Regions from separate parts of the Mus musculus genome. Here region 2 is linked to region 1. A link is a loop called in an ENCODE intact Hi-C map of the cell type or tissue named here. Cell type or tissue: heart. All regions are shown on one strand.

Region 1 (2,500 bases):
CTCATGAAAACTGGAATTTTGCTTTGTCACTGTCCCTACAACTGGTCAGCACTGAGTGTCATGAATGAAGCCGTTGACAGGCAGGCGGGTGCACCACCTACATACTGATGAACTACATTATGTTAATGTAAAATCAACCACTATACTGTACCCATTTTAATTAAATACAGAGAGAATAATCTGTTTCATCATTGTTTTCTTTAAAGACACTTTCTTATCCTAAACTATTTACATAAAAGGTAGAAATGAGATCAATTCAATAGACTGTTCCAAACAAATGGGCTATCTTTAGGAGGTGTTCATCTTTTTGGAAATTCCATATTTTGACATGACTAAGCCTATCTACCTTTGTCTTGTTAATTTTCTACCTCTTTTGATCTTAGAGTGTGCACTGGTTTGAATGAGAATGTCCCCCAAAGGCTCTGGCATGAAGATTCCAGTGGTTGATACTAGAGCTGACCCACAGCCCCCTGGGCTGGGTGTTTCCATTCTCTGGGAAGATGGACGTAGAAGGGATCCTACCACAAGCTTTACCATCACAACACCCCATGAGATAGTAGGGTTTGGTCTCTGAGTTAACTCTGTACATCAAAAAAAAAAAAAAAATGATATGTAGTGAGTGCTCATTACCACTCAGTCACTGGGCTGAGTACATGGGATAGAGGCATGGTAAGAAAGAATTTCTGACAGGGAAGAAGACCACAGCACCATAATCATCATCATCATCGTCATCATCACCATCACCACACACACACACACACACACACAGTTATGTCCTGTTTACTGTCTAGCCCTGAACTTTTGGGTATAGCTTTAGAGAAGGGAGGATTGTTACTCTAACAACTAGCCTCATGCCAAAGATGGATGAACAAGACCTAAAGAGATCAGCTGATCTCTTCAGGGAGACAAATCCTGGTAGAATTGTCCCAAGGCTGACATGTAGGTCCTCACTAGTTCTTGCCTGGTTTGAGGGTCCAGCTCAAGGCTGGCCCTGAGTGTCAGAGCGCTGTGCTTGGTAGGGAGTTGCTGGAGTTGGAGTTGGTAACCTCACGCTTCCTGTATCTAGTTCCTTGCTGGAACACCGTGCTGGTTCCGACACACCTTTCCTGATGCGTGTGAGTCTTATCTCACATCCTGTGAGACAATAGCTGGCGTGTGGCTGCCAGATTACCAAAGGGTCGGTTTCTATAAACAAAATCCATCAGCCTTGCTCCGTCCTGCCACGAGAGCTGACTTCAGGGAAATTTTGTGGTCAATCAAAGTTTGTGACACTCAACAGACAGGACTGTGATTGCATTTATAGACGTCCTTGATCTCTGGGTGTGTACTTGGTTTCCTGGCTATATCTGGCCTGGCACGATTGTGCTTGCATGTTCCTGGTATCTGGTCTCTCTCATCCGGTCAATAGGATCCTAATTTTAATTAGGGTATCCATCATCTTCTATCTCTAAATGTATGTTATAATATGAATGGGACACACTCAACCCAGACCAATTATATAGACATTTGAACATCAACACAAATGCTAAAAGGCCAGACATTGGCTGGGCTCCTTCAATGGGAAATGTCCATGATACAATCCCAGACACCCATTCTCTATCATAAATTCTTATACATAAAGAATAACTATTGCTTCAAAAATAGAGGAGTTTTAATGTTACTGAAACAAAAAATTTTGTGAAACAAGTTATTTTTTATGTATATGTATACATTTTCTGTCATCTATACATGTACATATGTATATAGGCATCTACCTATCTACCTTCTTATACAACACACACACACACACACACACACACACACACACACACACACACTTCCTCTTCCCATTGTACTTTATCTACCCATATTCCATTAATACCACTCAAGGGCAGGCCACAGGCTTCCAATTCCCTGAGATGGTGTACTAACACCAGCTTTGGGTAATCAGAGTGCATCATGGGAGCAGAATGATGGACACCCGTGATGCCTAGTTTAACTGTCAATTTGACAAAACCTACAGTCACCTATGAGGGATCGTTTAGATCAGGTTGGCCTGTGCGCATGTCTGTGGCAGACTGTCTTGATTACTCAGCTGCTCTGGGTAGACCCAGCCTGATAGTAAGCATGCTACTTCACGGCTTTATGCTGAAGAGTGTGGAGAAAAAGAAAAGAGCAGAGGAAGCTAGCTAAGGACCAGTCTGCTGGATTCACTTCTCTCTGCTCTCAACTGTGGACATGATTAGCCGTAGAAGTTCCCGCTGCCTTGACTTCCCCACAATGGAGGACTTCAACCCGGAATTGTAGGCTGAAATCAATGCCATTTCTCTGCTAAGTTGCTTTGTGTTGCAGTATCTTACCATAGCAACAGAAATGAAACTAGAACAAACAACTGTCCTCCCTGTGCAGCCAACTCTGCTCTCCTAGAGCTCTCTTTAAATCTCACCAGACATGAGATTTAAAGGATGTTGAGGTGGGCAGCCCTAGGCATTGAGGGGGTGGGGCATGGTTGGGTGGAGGT
Region 2 (2,500 bases), 330 kb after region 1:
GACTTCAGACATCAACCTCAGGCCTCCACGTGCACGGCCACATATGTATACACTCGTGCATATGTGCCCCCCTACACACACACACACACACACACACACACACACACACACACACACAGTTGGTTCTAAGGAGAACCTTAGACGCCACATAGCTTTTAGGCTTACCTAACTCCCAGCCGAAGGCAGGTTCAAATTTGCATTCAGTGCCTTCCTGTGAGTGAGTATCTGTTTAATCCCCACAACTGCCTGAGGAGAGTCAGAAGTCCCCCTGTCACAAACTGTAACTCCCTGGGTACCTTGTGGGCTAATGGGAAGAGGTTGTCTGTGGTTGTCTCTCTTGTAATCTTGGTGAGGGTCCCATCAGCACATGCCTTAACAAATCCACATTAGTAAAACATGGCTGTTACTCTGGTCCAGATACAAATTACAAATGTCACAAACCCATCTTGCATCCACTTCTTCTGTATGGACTTGACGTCTACTACAAAAGTGGCCCACGACAGCAGACAGCTCTGCAGCTGTCATCTTGAAACGCTCCTCTCTGAAGAATGACATTTCCAACTCCGGAGCACAGAAGTGTTTCTTACATCTCGGTTTGGAGGAGCAGGGCCTTCCAATTCCGAGTGAACTTCAGGTACCTCAGCTTTCATCTAGCCTGGTGCTCGTCTCTTTCTGCAGCCTACCTGAGCAGCGAGCTGGACAGAATCAAAGTCAACCGGAAACTCCCCGCTTTCTTCTCGCAGGGCCTTGAAGTGCCCATCAAACGCTGACTGGATCCGGAAGTACTGTTCGACTCCCGCGCTCCAGACTCCCGCACAGCCTGAGGAAACTCAGCTCCACGGACTCTACTCCTCCTGCATAGGTTCAGCGAGGGAAGGGAGGAACTTTGCAGACTCAGAGGAGTCTGGGAGAGTTTGTCCCTGAAAGTGTTCCCCTGCCCGGATGACTCCTGAATTGCAAGGATGGACCAGCTGGTGGCGCTGTTTTCAGAGGCTGTGGTGGGAAACTTAGCAGCCACTGGAAGCAGGTAACTGATTATGGGTCCTTGGGGGACTGGACTTTTCTCTACTTCCAGGACTCCGTGAGCAAGCAGCCCTGCTTCACTCAATGTCCCCACCGTGATGGACACACTCCTCTGAAACCGGGAGTCAACGGGAACCTTTCTTCCTTTTACATAGCTGACACTGAGTGCATCTTCGAAACCATGAGGGTCAGGTGATCACTCTGATGTAAACACACAACGCCACACAGTTTTACCAACACACAGCAGTTTAAAAAACAAAAACAAAAACTGGAGAGTGTCTGTGCTCAGTAATTAAGAGTATATGCTGCTCTTTCAGAGAACCCAAGCTCAGCTCTAACTACCACACCAGGCAGAGCACAACTGCCCCTAATAACAGCTCCAGGAGGTCTGACGCCCTCTTCTGGCCTCTTCAGGCACTGCCCTCATATGCACACCCACACACAAACACACACCCATACACATATTAAAATCAAATTAATCCCCTTTTTAAAAATCTATCAAGAGATACACCACCATGGACTTGGAGTGACACAAAGGACCTGTAGAGGCAGACTGGGGTTCAAAGGTGTTACTGGCATCAATTCAAGATGGAAGAACAGGGTCTGGACGTGTTGCTTGACCATAGTTTTATTCCTGTTAATTAAACATCCAATTTATAACATCTCTTCCTGTCATAGGACTTACTTTCTAATAGCAAATATTATGAAATGCTAACGGGGAATAAGCCATGTCCTGTGCCATGCAGAATAATGAGCAGGGATATTATAGGAAATGTGCGATGCAATGGGGTAAAGAAAGGACACAACTTCCCGCTCGATGTCCCTGAAGAGATGTGACGTGTGGGTGTGGTCTTCCTGGCACACAGCTGCAGTCTTACAGAAAACCTCCCGGAGTTACCCAAAGTGCACACTGTGGCTTAGGTCCATGGGTTCCTTCAGGGCTAAGTCTCATCACCAGAACACTCAGAGCAGGTATCTTTGTGCTGAGGGAGCACAGGGGGTCCTGGAAAAGAGAGAAGTCTGTATTCAAAAGGTGCTTCCTGATACAGTTTTAAAATCAAGGGTTTTAGGGGATGGAGAGATGGCTCAGTGTTTAAGAGCACTGGCTGCTTTTCCAGAGGACCTAGGTGTGGTTCCTAGCACCCATAGGACAGCTTACAGCCTCTGTAGCTCCAGTTCCAGAGGATGCTACACCCTTTTCTGGCCTCTCTGGGTACTGTACACATGTTTTACATAGATATACATTGAGGCAAATGTCCATACAAATACAATGAAAATAAACATTTTCAAAGTTGTCAGTTTTATCATGGTAAATGCACAAGTCCACAGCATCAAGTGAATTCCCTGGGTTGCACAGGTGCCTCTGTAGTTGCGAAGTGTTGTTGCATGTCTTACGCCTCATAGAACACCCTCACCCTTCCCCAGATCCTTCCCCAGTCCATAGTGACTTCTAATCCTTCTCTGTGAATTTATGTAT

Evidence for each region. Hi-C counts contacts between places; a loop is a spot of excess contacts. Peaks named below come from ENCODE experiments on the same cell type or tissue, not always from the same donor. Only the 100,000 strongest peaks of a DNase experiment are listed, where the experiment ranks them.
Region 2: it touches region 1 in a loop (2.7-fold over the local background); 2 of 42 quality-filtered maps call a loop at or near these places.

What each region holds. Positions count from the first base shown.
Region 1 is chr1:90,489,163-90,491,662 of GRCm38, reverse strand. The region is part of intron 1 of Gm28722 (a long non-coding RNA gene); the gene reads left to right. Among named protein-coding and RNA genes, the nearest start is that of Gm28722, 14 kb to the left of the region's middle. In heart, no CTCF peak of the experiment used is centred here; a DNase peak (open chromatin) is centred at 1,132; H3K27ac peaks cover 537 bases.
Region 2 is chr1:90,158,599-90,161,098 of GRCm38, reverse strand. It overlaps 4930434B07Rik (a long non-coding RNA gene), which reads right to left. Exons shown (of 4, transcript XR_878374.2): 4 at 1,644-2,026. Among named protein-coding and RNA genes, the nearest start is that of 4930434B07Rik, 6.4 kb to the right of the region's middle. In heart, a CTCF peak has its summit at 949 (motif pointing right); no DNase peak of the experiment used is centred here; H3K27me3 peaks cover 711 bases.